Regions from separate parts of the Homo sapiens genome. Here region 2 is linked to region 1. The links are chromatin loops, found by intact Hi-C in ENCODE. Cell type or tissue: ascending aorta. All regions are shown on one strand. Links, peaks and the distances in the headings refer to the core of each region. The heading gives the core; the rest is flanking DNA. Region 1 has its middle 13 kb from the start of NORAD. Region 2 holds the start of EPB41L1 (erythrocyte membrane protein band 4.1 like 1).

What was found. Peaks named below come from ENCODE experiments on the same cell type or tissue, not always from the same donor. Only the 100,000 strongest peaks of a DNase experiment are listed, where the experiment ranks them.
Region 2: a loop joins it to region 1, with 2.3 times the contacts of the local background. A loop is called at or near these places in 6 of 110 quality-filtered maps.

Annotation. Positions count from the first base shown.
Region 1 is chr20:36,060,048-36,068,592 of GRCh38, forward strand. No RefSeq gene overlaps it. Among named protein-coding and RNA genes, the nearest start is that of NORAD, 13 kb to the left of the region's middle. RefSeq lists a silencer at 4,470-4,769. In ascending aorta, for the core only: no CTCF peak of the experiment used is centred there; DNase peaks (open chromatin) are centred at 4,774 and 5,314; H3K4me3 peaks cover 1,691 bases; H3K27ac peaks cover 1,596 bases.
Region 2 is chr20:36,153,077-36,161,621 of GRCh38, forward strand. It overlaps EPB41L1 (erythrocyte membrane protein band 4.1 like 1), which reads left to right and starts at 1,664. Exons shown (of 22, transcript NM_012156.2): 1 at 1,664-1,820. It overlaps EPB41L1-AS1 (EPB41L1 antisense RNA 1), which reads right to left and starts at 2,684. Exons shown (of 4, transcript NR_147703.1): 1 at 2,520-2,684; 2 at 1,987-2,178. It overlaps LOC124904893 (a long non-coding RNA gene), which reads right to left and starts at 1,370. Exons shown (of 2, transcript XR_007067572.1): 1 at 821-1,370; 2 at 1-10. RefSeq lists a silencer at 1,403-1,602. In ascending aorta, for the core only: a CTCF peak has its summit at 3,722 (motif pointing right); DNase peaks (open chromatin) are centred at 1,465, 1,865 and 3,104; H3K4me3 peaks cover 1,996 bases; H3K27ac peaks cover 2,086 bases.

The DNA.
Region 1 (8,545 bases), core at 1,690-6,689:
CCAGCACTTTGGGAGGCTGAGGCAGGCAGATCACCTGAGGTCGGGAGTTCAAGACCAGCCTGACCAACATGGAGAAACCCCGTCTCTACTAAAAATACAAAATTAGCCAGGCGTGGTGGCGCATGCCTGTAGTCCCAGCTACTTGGGAAGGCTGAGGCAGGAGAATCTCTTAAACCTGGGAGGCGGAGGTTGTGGTGACCCAGTGTTGTGCCATTGTACTCCAGCCTGGGCAACAAAGTGAAACTCTGTCTCAATAAATAAATAAATAAATAAATAAATAAATAAATAAATAAGGGAGAAGAGACAAATGATCCTTAAAGAAGAATTCTAGATAATGTAGGTAGATACAACCCCTTCAGGTTGTGGAGCTTAATTCTCCCATTGAGTGTGGGCTGCACTTAGTAACTTGCTTCCAAAGAGTGGAAAGGGAGGAAAAACAAGCAACTTCCCAGGGGAGAAACTGGACAGACACTCGCTTGGCCAGGTAATCAAGTCATGTCGCTAACATGTATCCTGATGAAGTCATGTCAATAACATGTACCTATGATTTGATGAGAAGAGCAGTTTACCTCTATGACATGTTTCCCCAAACTCATAACCCCAGTCTAACTATGAGAAAAGCATCAGATGAACCCAAATTGAGGGGCACTCTGTAAAATACCTGTCCAGTACTCCTCAAAGCTGTCAAGGTCTTAAAAACCAAGAAATGCCTGAGTAATTGTTACAAGCCAGAAGAAACTAAAGGGACATGATGACTAAATGTAGTGTGGTGTCCTAGAAGGGACTCTGGAGCAGAAAACAGGTGGAATTTAGTTCATAGGAATGTACCAGTGTTGGTTTCTTAGTTGTGACAAATGCCATAGTAATGTAAGGTGGTAATAATAGGGGAAGCAGGGTGAGGGCTATACAGGAACTCTCTGTACTCTTGAGTATGATGGTTAAGTTCATGTGTCAACATGGAGGGTGGTTTTGGATGATATTAGCATTTAAATGGTTGAACTTGGGTGTGGGCGGGCCTCATTTGATCAGTTGAAGGCCTGAATAAAACAGAAAGACTGGCCTCCCTAAGCAAGATGGAATTCTCCGGCAGGCTGCCTTCAAACTGCACCATTGGCTCTCCTGGGTCATCAGCCTGCAGGCCCACACTGTGGGATTCGGGCTTGCCAGCCTTCATAATTAGGTAAGCCAATTCTTTATGATAAATCTCTTTTATGCACACACACACCGTATTGGTTCTCTTTCTCTGGTGAGCCCTAACACAATGGGAAATTTCTGTACTCTAAATCAAAGACTTACATTTATTTTCTGTAAATGTAAAATTATTTTAAAATAATAAGTTTATTTTAAAAAGAGAGAAGGCTGGGTGCGGTGGCTCATGCCTATAATCCCAGTACTTTGGGAGGCCGAGGTGGGTGGATCACCTGAGGTTGGGAGTTTGAGACCAGCCTGGCTAACATGGTGAAACCCCATCTGTACTAAAAATACAAAAATTAGCCAGGCGTGGTGGCGCATGCCTGTAATCCCAGCTACTTGGAAGGCTGAGGCATGAGAATTACTTGAATCCATGAGGCAGAGGTTGCAGTGAGCCGAGATCACGCCACTGCACTCCAGCCTGTGCAACAGAGCGAGACTCTGTCTCAAAATAAATAAATAAATAATAAAAAGAGAAAAAAAGAGGCATGAATTTTGAAGTCATGTAGATCCATTTATTTGTTTCCTGTGGGTGCCAAAACAAATTACTACAAGCCTGGTAGCTTAAAACAACAGAAATTTATTCTCTCATAGTTCTGGAGGCCATAAATTGAACATGAGTTTCACTGAGCTGAAGTCAATGTGTTGGCAAGGCTGTATTCCCTCCAGATGCTCTGGGGAAGAATCCGTCTGCCTCTTCCAACTTCTGGTGGCTGCCAACAATCCTTGGCTTGTGGCCACATCAGTCTCTGCCTCCATGGTCACATTGCTTCCTCTTCTTCTGTGTGTGTTGGTCTAATCTTCCTTTCCCTCTCTCTTATAAGGATATGTGTGATGGAATTTAGGGCCCACTTGGCTAATCCTCAATGATATCCTCATCTCAACATTCTTAATCACATCTGCAAAAATTATTTTCTCAAATAAAGTAATGTTTACAGTAGTTTCCAGAGATTAGGACTTGATATATTTGGGTGGCCATTATTCAGCCTACTACACCCTGGCTGTGTGAAATGTAGGACTTTTGTAGTATGAGTAAGCCGGCTCTATACTTAAAAATAAAAACTATGACATAACCTGGTTTTAAAAAATGTTCATCTGGGTTCCACCTGAAATCATCGTATTATGACCACTAGTGAGGTAGGAGGCAGGACTCGAGTCTGGAGGTGGGGTTCAGACACTGGACCAAATTGAGGACTAGCTAAAGCAGGGATGGGGTAGAAGAAGCTTTCCATAAGACATGCCCACCAGTGTGCCATGCCAGTTTACCATTGCCATGGCAACACTCAGAGGTTACTGCCCTTTCCATGGTAGTGACCCAAGACCAAGAAGTTACCACCTTTTTCCTAGAAATTTCTGCATAATCTGCCCCTGAATTTGCATGTAAATAAAAGTGGGTATAAATATGACTGCAGAACTGCGTTTGAGCTGCTACTCTAGGCACACTGCCTATGGGGTAACCCTGCTCCACAAGAAGCAGTACGTCTGCTGCTGCCGAACACTGCCACTTCAATAAAAGTTACTATCTGACATCACTGACTTACCCTTGAATTCTTTCAAGTCAAGAACCCTCCTGGGCTAAGCCCCAATTGGGATCACCTGCCCTGCCTTGGTGGGACCCAAGCCACACTTTGCCAAACAGTGTAAGAGATTGGTCTTAGAGGTCAGAGAGTTCTACATTCTAACTCTGGCAAGCCTGTGACTTTGGTTAAGTCAACATATTCCTTGAAGACTATCTCTTCATCTGTACAAGAGGACACTAGCCCTGACTCAGAGGAATGCTGTCAGAACTCCTGCAGACTGTGAAACAGATGCACAACAAATGATCAGTCACATTCTCCTCCCCCTCCATTTTATAGTTTGTTACACTTCACAAAATATTTTCTACATACAATAATGTTTGATCCCCATAAAATGTGTGAGATAAAGCCAAACGTTTCCTTCTCAGATGGAGAAACTGAGACTTGATGTCAACTGACTTAGCCAACTTTGCCTAACTAGAAGACTAGAAGCAGTGGGTGTCTGAGAGCATAGTCAGCAGAAGCAAAGAGGCAGATGCCCCCCGGAGATGGGGCAGGTTTGCTGATCTGGCATTTGATTTTTTTTTTTTTTTTTTTGAGAGGGAGCTTCACTCTGTTGCCCAGGCTGGAGTGCAGTGGCGCAATTGCGACTCACTGCAACCTCTGCCTCTCAGGCTCAAGGTGATTCTCCTGCCTTGGCCTCCTGAGTAGCTGGGATTACAGGCACCCACCACTACACCCGGCTAGTTTTTGTATTTTCAGTAGAGACAGGCTTTCACCATGTTGGCCAGACTGCTCTTGAACTCTTGACTTCAAATGATCCACCCACCTCGGCCTCCCAAAGTGCTGGGATTACAGGCATGAGCCACTGTGCCCGGCCTGATTTTTTTTTCCATGATTTTCATTACCTTTCTGTCCCCGGTAGGCATTTGAGTTTATGATCCATGATATGTTCCTAACTCTGGTTCACACTGCTATAACTTGATCATAGACTTTTGGACTTGAAGCTGTAATACTCCTGGGGTTCCCCAGTGACAGCCCACCCAGTTTTCCAGTGGCTTCTTGGCCCTGGCTTCTCTGATCTCACAGGCTTCCCCTTCTTCTAAATATTGCAAGGCAAACCCATAGTTTGTCCTCTGGTTTGACCAGGTTCTTGGTTCTGATAGCCCCTTATTCTGAGCCTTCCAGGCAGAGACTCCTACAGGACTCTGCCACCTCAGGACCCAGCATAGGGCTGGGTGTCCTGAAGGTCTGCTAAGGGGACTCATGCTGAGCCTTCGGAAGGTCACAAGGAGAGAACAGAGGGTGGGCTGAGGGTCCACATGCCAACATGTCAGGAGTTGGACTGCTTGGGTTCCAATCCGGCTCCCGCACCTCACTGCCCCTGACCCTGGGCAAATCACCAAACCCTTTGTGATTGGTTTCCTCATCTGTAAAAAGGGAATCATTATAGAACCCCAAAGCAAAATTATAAGGCTCGGGTGAAATACTGTATATAAACCTTTTATTACAGGGCTGGGCACAAGGTGAGTGCTCGCCTTGACATTGTTGCGCCAGATTTCCCTAAGCACATCACTGCATGGCTGTTCTCTCTTCTGGATACGGCCGCCCTTTCTGCCTAGAGACGTTTGATTCTTCCTGGGGGGCGGTGCAGGGTCAGGTGAGCAGCTGGGGCTCCGGAGGGTCTGGGTCTCTGTCACTTCTTGCTGCGTCGCCTTCTGTGAGTCCTTCCCAGCCCCCTAATCATGCCCGCCTGAGCAAGAGGATGAGAAAATGCCGACCCCGTAGCGGGGACTCTGCTGCTGTGCGGGGCGCGGTTCGCCGAACCCACTGGCCGCTTCTAGAGAGTCGGCCCCAGGGCCAGGACCTCCACTTGGCAGGCGCTGGGGCGCCCAGGGGCAGGGCCAGCGCGGGAAAGGCCGCGAGTCCTTCGACCCCCTGGCAGTCTGGGAGCCGGCCGCGGCTGCCATGGCAACGCCCGGAAGCTGCCGGGAGGGGAGGCAGGCCCAGCCGGGACGAGGCCCTGCCTCCAGCCAACGCTCCGCCCAGAACGAAGCCCCGCCCCGGAACGAAGCCCCGCCTCCAGCAACTCTCTGCCCGGAGAGAGGCCCGACAGCTGCGACCCGACTGGTTCTGTCCGAGCCCGACGGGCCGCGCTGACCCAGCGACTGTGCCTGACTGACCACAGGTGCCGCCACCGCCTGATAATACGAGTGTGTCAGCTTCCGTCTGACTGAACGCAGGTTTCATGGGTGCCTGACAGACCAAGACTGCTGGATCTGTCAGCCTGGCCGCAGCTGGCTGACTGGCTGACTGGCTGGCTGGTTGACTGGCTGGCTGACTGGCTGCCTGGCTGGCTGGCTGGCTGGCTGCTCTTGCCCGGCCGCCATCTGGGCCTGACGGGCTGCGTCTGACCGGGCGGCCTATCTGCCTCTGCCTGACCAGCCTCCATCTGTGCTTGGCGAGCTGTGTGACCGGCCGCGACGGTCTGTGTCTGACTGAGCACAAGGTTCCTAGCGGCCGATCAGCTGCTTGACCCCATCTCTGCTGAGCCGGCCGACACCGACGGATTGACTCTGGCAACGCCTGGCCCGAGTGGCGCTACCGGCTTCCAGAGACTTCCTGACCCCTGCCGAGGTTGCACCGCTCAGCGCTGCCCTGTGAGGCGCTGACTGTGGCCGCAGCTGAGTGCGGCTGCCCCTTCACAGACAGGGCGTGCAGAATGACGGTCGCCTGGCTGTCCCTCCCTAGGCGCCCCTGGCTAGCTCGGCTTGCCTGGCAGCGTCTGTGTCTGAGGGACGTGTTGGTGGCCGCCGCTGGCCGCATCTGTCCCCCTGCAGGTGGGCATCAGGTTGCCCCCGTGAAGTGCAGCTGGGGCCGAGCCTGGCTGAAGGACGGCCACCTTCTCTCCAGCTGTCCAGCGAGGGCTTCTGAGGTGGTGCCCTCCGGGGCTCTGTGGCCTGGACCTCTCCAGCCACACACAGTCAGAGCCTTAGGGGATCCCAAGCAAGGGCACCCACAGGGAAGAGAGCCTAAGACAGAGGCCAAGGGACAGGCAGGCAGCAGGGGTGGGACTTCGGGCCAGGCGAGGAACAGCTGGAAGAAGCTCCGGGGCTGGGAGGAGGCCGCAGGACCTTGAGGTGCCGGAGTTTAGGGATCCGATTCTGTAAGGGAGGCAGCACCTTGAGGAGTTGGGTTGGTGTGTGGGGTCCTCAGGACACGATCCCTGACTTTGAATACCTTTTTTTGCGGGTTTTGGGGAAATCTCTGTCAGTGCCTTGCTGCTCTGCAGAAGGGTCATCCCGCAGACCTCAGATCTCTTCCCGAATTAATTAATTTATTTATTTTTATTTATTTTTTTCTTTTTTTGAGATGGAGTCTTGCTCTGTCGTCCAGCCTGGAGTGCAGTGGCCCGATCTTGGCTCACTACAAACTCCGCCTTCCAGGTTCAAGCGATTCTCATGCCTCAGTTTCCCAGGTAGCTGGGATTACAGGTGTGCGCCACCATGCCTGGCTAATTTCTGTATTTTAGCCGGGGGTTTGTAGAGACAGGGTTTTGCCATATTGCCCAGGCTGGTCTCAAACTCCTGGCCTCAAGTGATCTGCCCACCTTGGCCTCCCAAAGTGCTGGGGTTACAGGTATGAGCCACTGCACCCAGCCTCTTCCTGAATTTAAATCTCTCCCAGCCTGTGTGTGTGTGTGTGTGTGTGTGTGTGTGTGTGTGCCAGCCACACCAACCACATGCAATGGCTTCCCCCCTGGAAGGAGTTGTTCTGTACCAGAATAAGGGGGAAGGAAATACTGGTCAGAGGGATTTATTTTTTTAAAGCAAGCATGGGTATGCTATGAGTTATTGCTATTAATAATAATACAATGAAAGCATCAGACTAGTTTATTTCGAACTAGCTCTAGCATGCTAAGATGTTGCCTCTCCATTAATAACAGGGCCCTGGCTGCCTCGTTGATTTCATTATAGGCCATGGGAGGAATGGGAGGAAATGAACAGCTTCACTCCCAAGGGCTTTCATAACATGGATTTGGATCTCAGCCAGTGTGGGCAGTGGGGCTTCCCGGGGGCAGGGGACTCCTGGGGTGCTGGGAAAAAGAGGCAGCAACAAGTTGCATGGAGCATTTGTACCTCATTTATTTATTCATTTATTCAACAAATATTTATTGAGTACCATGTGCCAGGCACTGTGCCAGACTCTCACTCTGTCCTCATGGAGGATAGCCTTATGGGATCCAGGAAACCTCTCCAGTGCCTCCCAACTCTGGTCCTGTCAAAGCCACATGCTGGGTACCAACTGCTTTCTTTCTGAGCTAGCTGCACAGCTAAAATGGGAGAGCTAGTAGAGTACAGTGGTCCTGAAATTGTGGTCCTTGGACGAGCAGTATCTGGACCACCTGGGAACTTATTAAAATACAAATTCTCAGGTCAGGAGATCGAGACCATCCTGGCTAACACAGTGAAACCCTGTCTGTATTAAAAATACAAAAAAATTAGCCAGGCGTAGTGGCGGGCGCCTGTAGTCCCAGATACTTGGGAGACTCAGACAGGAGAATGGCGTGAACCTGGGAGGCGGAGCTTGCAGTGAACCGAGATTGCGCCACTGCACTCCAGCCTGGATGACAGAGCGAGACTCCATCTCAAAAAAAAAAAAAAAAATTATCGGGCCCTATCTCAGATGGACTGAATCAGAAACTATTTTAGTGTAGGGCACAGTGATCTATGTTTTAACAAGCCTCCAGGTCTTGCTGATGTCCTGAGAACCAGGACAAAGTCGTGCTAAAGTCTGAGAACCACTGGTGGAATAATTAATTGTGTTGGCTCTAGTATCACACTGTCCATATCAGAATCTCAATGCTACTACATAAGAGCTGTGTGACTTTGACCAAGTTATTGAATCTTTCTGTGCCTTAATTTTCTCATTTGCATAATTGGTATAATTATGATTACCCTAAACCATTGTTGTACATATTACATCACGTGAAAAGGTTAGCGCACAATTTCAGCTCTAGGAACATATCCTGTGGACATATTTCTTTTCTTTCTTTCTTTTCTTTTCTTTTTTTTTTTTTGAGACAGTTTCGCTTTTTTCACCCAGGCTGGAGTGCAATGGCACAGGCTTGGCTCACTGCAACCTCTGCCTCCCGGGCTCAAGCAATTCTCCTGCTTCAGCTTCCCAAGTAGCTGGGATTACAGGCACCCTCCACCACGCCCGGCTAATTTTGTATTTTTAGTAGAGATGGGGGTTTCACCATGTTGGCCAGGCTGGTCTCGAACTCCTGACCTCAGGTGATCCACCTGCCTCAGCCTCCCAAAGTGCTGGGATTACAGGCATGAGCCACTGTGCCCGGCCCTGTGGACATATTTCTGCATATGCTGAAAGACAAGTGTAAGGGATATTCATTAATTTGTTGTTTATAAACACACTATTTATTTATTTATTTATTTTTGAGATGGAGTCTCGCTCTGTTGCCCAGGATGGAGTGCAGTGGCACGATCTTGGCTCACTGTAACCTCTGCCTCCCGGGTTCAAGCAATTCTGCCTCAGCCTCCCAAGTAGCTGGGATTACAGGCGTGCACCACGGCACACAGCGAAATTTTGTATTTTTAGCAGAGATGGAGTTTTGCCATGTTGGCCAGGCTGATTTCAAACTCCTGACCTCAGATGATCCACCTGCCTTGGCCTCTCAAAGTGTTGGGATTACAGGCATGAGCCACTGCGCCCAGCCAATGCATTCATTTCTGTAAAAAAAAAAAAAAAAAAAAAAAAAAAAATCTTTATAAAATCTTTTTTTTTTTTTGAGACAGAGTTTCACTCTTGTTCCCCAG
Region 2 (8,545 bases), core at 1,347-6,346, 93 kb after region 1:
CTAAAGACACCTGATGAAGGAGGTTTAAGTTGGAGAAGAGAAGGCTTGCTTTGGGCATGGTACAAAGGGACGCAATTGTATCTTGAGTTCTCTAAAGGGTGCTGAGGAGAGGGCATAGCCTCATTCTTTGGAGGCCCTAGAGTGCCTATGAGGACCCAGGGTAGAAGGTCACCATGATGGAGCAGCACACTGGGAGGGAGGAGTTGGGGGAGGGAGGTGCCTGGCTCTATAGTGTGTGACAAGCAGAGATGGAGAGCCCACTGGTGAGGCTGATACTGAGGGAATCGCATCAGGGAAGGATGGAGGGCTCAGCTCACATCGAGGCTGCTTCCCAGCTTGGGGCCTCTGTGCTTCCCAGGGCAGTGGATTCTGTGGTAAGAACTATGGCCAGCACATGGTAGGTACTTAGGAATGATGTGAAGAATGAATGAATAGTTGTGTATGCCTGGAGGTGAGGGTGGTGACTGGGGGTTCGCGGTCATATGGGTTGCAGTGGACCCATGGACAGAAATCTTTGGAGATCATGCTGCGGTTACCCACCATTCTCTCTATGCCTTCGCCATGAACTAGGGACCCTAGAGATAGGAACGTCCAGCCCTTTCGTCATTTGCAAATGAGGCCCAGAGCATGGAACAACTTGCCCAAGGGTACTTGCTGAGCCAGTGGCAGACCTGGACTGGAACCCAGGCCCTCTCCCTCCCAGAGTCCTCTGTGGCTTGAGGTCCCCACCTTCGGATTGTGTGAGATGGAGGTGCTGCAGTGGTTGGACTGGTTTTTTTAGTGGGTAACAGTGCTCCTGGAGGGGAGGAGCATGGCTTACCTTGGTTTTGAGCCATGATCTCTGCCACAAGCTGCTTGGCCAGCCCCTGCCCTTTCCTGGAGCTCAGGTGCACACTCAGCCTGTGCTCAGACACATACAGCAAGTGCGCCTGTACACAGGCCCCATCCCCAATAGGTCCCTGGGCTCTCACTGTTACACTTACTGTCATTGTCACCAAGGCGCATGTGGACAAATGTACACATAGACACCCTCTGGACACACTCAGAGGCACAGAGGATTCCCAGGAGACAGTTGTAATACCTCCTCCCGGTGGGGGAGGACGCCGAGTCCTAGGCGGGTTCTGCCCTGTCGCTGTGCTGCAGGGGTGGTGAGGGGATCCGGCTCCGGTGGGATGGGAGGCCCACTGAGGCTGAGTCACCCCTTCTGAGTCAGGCATGCATCCCCCTCTTCTCTCCTCCCCCTCCCTTTCTCGCTGATGAGCCCCCAAGAGGGCTTGGCGAGAGCAAGGAGGCCCGGGGCTGGCTAGGACCAGGGTGGGGGCAGCCGGGGCGCTCGAGAGGCCCCCCAGCTGCACAGTCCCGCAGTGGTCTGGGAACTGCCCGTGTGGCACGGACCGGGAGGAGGTGGCCTGGGAGCCTGAGAGAGAGGGCGGGGCGCGGGGGGAGGTGGGTGGTAGAGGAGACAGGCAGAGAGGAGGCGGAGGCAGGGGCAGGGCCGCGGCGCGCTGGGAGGCAGGCGCAAGCGGCGGCCGCCCCTGGGCTGGGCTCCGAGGCCGGGGCGGGGGCGGGGGCTGGCCGCGCGTCGGGCGCCAGGCCCGGGGCTGTGGGCACCGTGCCCAGCCCCTGGCGCACGCCGAGCCGCCGCCGCCGCCGCCGCTGCTGCAGTCGGCATCCATCAGCGGGCGGGGGTGTCGCCGAACAGGCTGCTCCGCAGAGCCCGCCGCGACCCCGCGCCGCCCCGCCCCGCGGCCTGCCTGCCAGAGGAGCCGAGGGGGCCGCCCCTCGCCCAACCTGCCCGACATGGGGAACCCCGGGCCCAGGTAGGCACATGGGGGAATCAGGTGGCTCTCGGGGCCGGGGGCTTGCAACATCTAGGCCCAGCCTCCAGCCCTGGGGAGGAACGGGGGCGAGGCCGAGAACTGAGTTTTCAGGCTGTTGGTCCCCTGGCCAGTGTGGGGGAGGGTCTCGCTGTTCCTCCCTACCTACCGGTCTGCAGCCTCCTCCAAGGCCTGGAGAGAGGATCCGGAGGCTGGGGGTTGGCGGGGGGTTGGTCCTGCTGTAGGATGAGCGGTGGGTGGGCGCTGGGCTCCCACCGGCTGGCCCAGTCTCTTTTCGGAGAGCACTCCTGCTGCCGCCTCCAGAGGCCAAGGGCTCTTTGGATTTCTGCTGCTTCTGACGCTGCAGGAGGAGTTCTTGGCTGGAGCCTGGGATGCTGGCGAGCCCTTGCCCTCATCTCTCCTCACTCTGGTTACGGACCCTTCCCCGCTCTGGGCTTGCCTCCCCTTCCGTCTCCCTTCCAAGTACCTCAGAGCTGCTAGGAGGGATCTTAGCCCTAGGACTTCTGCAGTTCTGGCCTGGCATTGTCCTGGCCAGTGACCGTCCCCTGATCAGAGGGAGAGGGCTTGTGTGTCCCACTTGTGTCTGGCACCTTCACACTTGGGGAGGTCCAAGGGCCCGAGAGGCTGGGGTCTCAGGGATGGGCATGGGGGGCCAATGTCTACAGCCATTGGGGTACTTACTGGGTGCAGAGGCCACTGACTGGCAGACGTATATGGCTCAAAGTGGTCCATGGAGACCTTGAAGTCTGGACAAGGACCAAAAGGGAGTTCTGGGGATGCTGGTCTCTCCCTCAGCTGCCAGCCATCGTCGTTGCTTTTCCCTCGGAGCTCTGAGGATGCATTGGTGGGGGAGAGAGCACCACGTGTTCCCACATTCACTTCTGGATCCGCATAGCACCTCCTCTGCACCCAAAGGTGGGAATGTGAGACGGCCAGATTTAGGACCTCTCCAGGGCTGTGCGGGGTCCAGCGGCTTGGCTTCATTCCCACCCCATCCCCCCACCCTCAGCATTAGGAGCCTTCCAGAATCAGTGGCACTTGAGCCAGGTCAAGATCTGGGGCCTGGATGGTGCCCTCCGCAGCTCTTGGAAGACAGTGCCTCCTGTCCCGGGCAAGGGTGTGGAGAATAGAGGCAGCTGTGTGCCTCTCTGCCCACCCATTCCTCCAGATGGAGCCTGCGGCAGAGGCAGCCTGTGCCAGCCTCCCCTATGAGCCACCGTGGCCCAGGAAGGCTCTGCCAGCTCTGTGCAAGGATGGAGCTGGCTTCTCCTGGCCAGCCTGAGGTCATGCCTGCCTGGCAACCCAGGCATAGTATTTATGGCATGCAGAGCACAGTCCCTGGGATTTCAGGGGCACCTCAAGGCAGTCCTGGAGGAGATCAGTGCAGAGGGCATTGTTCCTATTAAAGCCCTTCCTGGGCTATGTGACAGTCCTCCTGGGCTCAGCCCTGTGAGCTTCTTGAAGAGCTTCTTCCATAGAATCCTGCATGAAAACAATGCTTGGTCAGGTAGTCCTCACTCAGTCGATATTGAAAGGTTGAACGGGGCCTAGAGAGTAAGAGTGACTTGGCCAAGGTCACAAAGCAGCTGAGCGGGGGAGTCAGCATTAATGTACCCAGGTCTTCCACCTCTTGTTCTGGGGCTCTTGCAGCTCAGGTGCTGGCTTCCCTGCTGCGGTGGTTGTGCTATAGACAGGACTCTGCCAAGGGCTAGGCATTGTAGCCTGGAGCCTGAGGCTACCTGATCCCTTAGGAGGGGTGTTATGTTGGCCTCCCAGCCCTTGCCCTCAGTAGGTGAGCAGGAGAGGTCAGGGCTGAGAGAAAGGGCCGTGGGTGGTCCTGGACCCTCTTGGAAGTGCATAGAGCTGAGAGGATGCCAGGTGCCCAGGGATGTTCTGGCCTGAGCCTCCAGGGGGCAACAGAGAGTTTTCTGACTTCAGGCTGTGGTGGGAGGTGCTTGTTAGCACCTGCCGGGACTTCCCTAAGAGCCCCTTTCTGGGCTTCTCTGTCCCATTTGTTAAAAGGGGACACAGGCGTGCGCCATTGCGCACGCCTGTAATCCCAGCACTTTGGGAGGACGAGGCGGGCAGATCACAAGTTCAAGAGATGAAGACCATCCTGGCCAACATGGTGAAACCCCGTCTCTACTAAAAATACAAAAATTAGCTGGGCGTGGTAGTGCACGCCTATAGCCCCAGCAACTCGGGAGGCTGAGGCAGGAGAATCGCCTGACCCCAGGAGGCAGAGGTTGCAGTGAGCCGACATCGTGCCACTGCACTCCAGCCTGGAGACAGAGCGAGACTCCCTCTCAAAGAAAAAAAAAGGGCGGGGAGGATGATCATCTCTGCCTGGAGATAAATACCAATGATTACACAATCAAAGTGATAGTATTTATTGAAACTTACTGTATGCCATGTACTGCAAGAAGTGCTTTGAGTCATTTCACAGTAACCCTGTCAGATAGATGTGATTAATTATCCACTTTTTACAGAGGAGAAACTGAGGCTCAGAGAGGTTATGTCACTGGACTAAAGTTACGCAGCTGGAAAGTGCGAGGCGGTCTGAGTCCAGAGCCCTTCTTTCTACCATGACATTTACTGGGGGCAATATCTGGAAGTACCAGGTTGGTGTCCAGTGGAGCCAGGCAATTCATTGGTAGGCCAGGGCCAGTCCAGGTGGAGAGGTGTGTGAGGGGTGTGTGTGTGTGTGCCTGGTGAGGCAAGGGTGGCTTTGTGGACTGAATATTACTATAGTGCTGAGGGGTAGGGGTAGATAAGTACTGACTAGGAGCTCTCAGAGAAGGATTAGCCTTGGCCTTCTCCTTCCTGGCCAGGGTCCCCCAGAAGTGGGGAAACACCAGACTCCCTGCTCCCATTGGCTTTTAGGGAAGATGGGCTGGCTCTGGACACATCCCGAGGCCACAGTGGGGACTGGGCTAAGGAGGCCCTGTGGGCAGGGAGCTGAGCCTTGGTGGATGGGTGGGGGTGGAGCAGGCTGGCACTGCTTCCTTTGTGGGCTAGAGGCTTGTGGATCAGAATAGTAACAGCTAACATTTATTGAGCATTTATTATGTGCCAGGCCCAGTTTTAAGGGCTTCCATGTACAACTCATACGTTCTTCACAAAGCCCTGTGAGGTGTAGATGAGGTATAGGAGTTATTCTTCCCGTTTTACAGATTGATGGAGCTGTGGCTTAGATAGTTGTTCAAGGTCAAATAGCTAGGCTGTGGGGGAGTCAGGATTCAAACCTAGGCAGTGTGGGTCAGAGCCATGTTCCTGAAGGCCATGCCAGGCAGCCTGTAGTTTCTCAGAGGCCATACTCTGTTTTGTTCAAGTTGAAATAGTCACTCAGTCAGATGCATCCCTCTCCTCAAAGGCCTCCCAGTCTAGCTGGGAGAGATGCAGACATGACACACTAAAAGTAAAGAGTGTGCTATTGCATAGGCTCAGCATGGATTCCTATTTTGGTGCTCAGGGAAGGCTTCAAGAAGACGGGGACCTTTGAGCTGGGCACTGAAGGCCAAGTCGGATTTCGATGGTTGAAGGGGGAAGGGCACCCACTTCCCCAGGTCAGAGGGGAAGGAAATAGGAATGCCTCTGAAGAAGAGTGGGCGGTCTGATGTGCGTGGAACAGATAGTGTGTGTGGCGGAGTGTGAGCTGGGAGGTGACTCAGAAAGTCACCTAGTGTTTGGGTTTTTGATGGAGCTCTGGAATCCACCAGACGTAGGCTATAGTCACAGCAATGCATTGTATTAGCCACGTGGCCTTGGGCACATCACTCAGCTGGCCCAAACCTCAGTTTCCTCATTCGTAAAATGCAGATAAACATGCCTGTCTCACAGGGACCATGTTGTGGTTGTTATATAAAGCACCTAGTGTAATGCTAACACATTGCAGGAACTCAGTAAACATTACTTCTCTCCCGCTTCTGTCTCTCTTAAATGTCAGGCCAAGGTGTTTCGACTTGACGTGAGCCGGGATGCTCTAGGAATCTTTGCAGGATTTTAGTCTGCTGAGGAGCATGACAGAACTGTGTTTTGGGAAGGTCCTTTTGGCAACCGTATGATCCACAGGAGAGGGTGGACGTGATCTTACAGGAGAAACCTTAACTGTGGGGACTTGGAGGGCTGGGGAGGGATCAAGATTGGCACTCATTAAGGTGTCCCTCTGGTAGTGGGTGGTTCGCCAGGTTGGAGAAGGAGGAGCTTGGAGTGGGTAAGGCCACAGGGTCAGGAATTCTGTTTCAGGCCTGGTGAGTTTGAGAAGGGCTGGTCTCCCTTTAGTCATCTGGAAGATTGGGTAGCATCTTTTTTGCACATCTGGCCTGTTTTTCCTTTGAATTATTTCTTTTGAATAAATCCCCATCAGAGCTTCCTCTATAATAGCAGTAAATTGGGACTAAGTGTCCAACAATAGGAAGATGATTGGGAAAGCTTTGGAACATCCACTGGATAAAATAATACGCAGTGGTGAACACCCACAGAAAAACTGCTTGCAGTGGATGGAGCTGTGCAATTGCAAAGCTCTTTTGCATCCTTGATTCATTTTGTGCTTATGACTGCTCTGCGACAGAGGTGGGGCCGGGGCTAGATCCTTTCTGTGTTTGAAGAGAATGACGCTAGACTCCAGTCTCCTTGAAGGCAGAGTTGAGTTCACATTTTATTCATTGTTTCGTCGCAGCATGTTGCTCAGTGGTTTGCAAATACTTGTCCGATGAAAGAATGAGTGAACTAATCAAGAGGGGAAGTGACTTGATCAAGGTCACTCAAGTTGTAAGACATAGTGCCTGCCATATTCTTGCTATTCCCTACTTGCCACATTCTTCTCACTAACCACTCACTATCTTCGAGGGGAATAGGACAGAGAGGTTCCCAGTGAGGACCTGGCACTTGCATAGAACAGGGTTTAAGTCTTCTTTCTGTTTTTACTAGCTGTGAGGCAATTGGCAAGTTAATTAATCTTTCAAAGCCCCAGTTTGCCCAGCTGTAATGTGGATAGTCCAAGTACCTGGTTTTAGGGTTGTCATCAAGATTGAATAAGTTAAGGCATGTAAACATCTTGGCATGGTAACTAGTACATAGTGAAGTATCCATGAACATTAGTGGAGATGATGATGATGTCATGATGTGATGTCATTAATGGTCTGATACAATTAATGTTAAATGGGAAAGAAGACCCATAAGATTATCAGTATTCATATTACAATGGTATAAAATTAGGTATGAACATAGATACAGATTGGAAGAAAACAGGTAGAAAATGGAGTTCCAGCAAGCATATGGGAAGTGAATAAAACAGAAAAACAAATATTTCTTTACTGTTATATTTACTTTTCTTTAGTTTTAATTACAAAAAAAATTTGTGGAAAATCTAATAATTCAGAAGTGTAGGCCAGGCACGGTGGCTCATGCCTATAATCCCAGCACTCTGGGAGGCTGAGGCGGGTAGATCACCTGAGGTCAGGAGTTCAAGACCAGCCTGGCCAACATGGTGAAACCCCATTTCTACTAAAAATACAAAAAGTTAGCCGGGCATGGTGGCTGGCGCCTGTAATCCCAGCTACTCAGGAGGCTGAGGCAAGAGAATCTCTTGCACCCGGAAGGCAGAGGTTGTGGGGCAGTGAGCCGAGATTGCGCCATTGCACTCCAGCCTGGGTGACAGAGCGAGACTCCGTCACAAAAAAAAAAAAGAAAGAAAGAAAGAAAAAAAGTGTATTCTCCCCTTAGATCCCCAAACAAATCCTACTCTCCAGTCGTAGCTAATAACAGCATGTTGTGTATCCTTCCAGGATATTTTCTATACCAACATAAACATACAAACCAGAATGGGATCATACATTGCATTATTGTTTTACAACTTGCATTTTTCATGTAACTACACATTGACATCTTTTTATGTCAGTAGATATAAAATCTATCTCAAAAATTTTTGCAATAGGTATGTTATACTTTCATAATTAAATTTTTAATGGATAAACCCTACTAATTTGGCCAGCCCCCCTGTTGATTGACATTTGAAGTTGTTTCCAATTTTACGGTATTCTAAGTAACGCTAACTGAACTCTAACAGTATTTAGACAATTAGTGAAAATCAAGTGAGAGAAGGAGTCAGAAACCATGAGACCGTGAGAGTTGCCCTCAAAGGTCTGCTGCTTCTCCCTTCTCCTGTTCCCTCCTCTCCTCACTGGAGCCTGGGGGAACTGGTCTTGGAGGAGGCCATCTCTCTGTCACCCTCAAAAGGTGGTGATGTCCCAGGGAAAGACCCTTTCTTTCACCCACCCAGTATGGAGCTCTCCTAGGAAATTTTCAAATTCTCTTAGGATGCTCTAAGCTGCTGCTTGGGCTGTGCAGCTGCCCACACCCAGACTGTCCTTGGACAAGCTTTCTACCTTCTCTGTACCTCAGTTTGTCCATCTGTCTGGTGGTGATCAGAGCCATTGCTGCCACTGAGTGTCTTCTATATGTCAAATACTGTGCTAGAGCAAGCTTCATGTGCATTATCTGTTTTTCTATTTTTTCTTTTTATTTTATTCTTCTTATTTTTTTGTTTGTTTGTTTTTTGGGTTTTTTTGTTTTGTTTTTGAGATGGAGTCTTGCTGTGTTGCCCAGGCTGGAGTGCAGTGGCAGGATCTCAGCTCACTGCAACCTCCGCCTCCCCGGTTCAAGCAATTCTCCTGCCTTGGCCTCCCAAGTAGCTGGGATTACAGGCA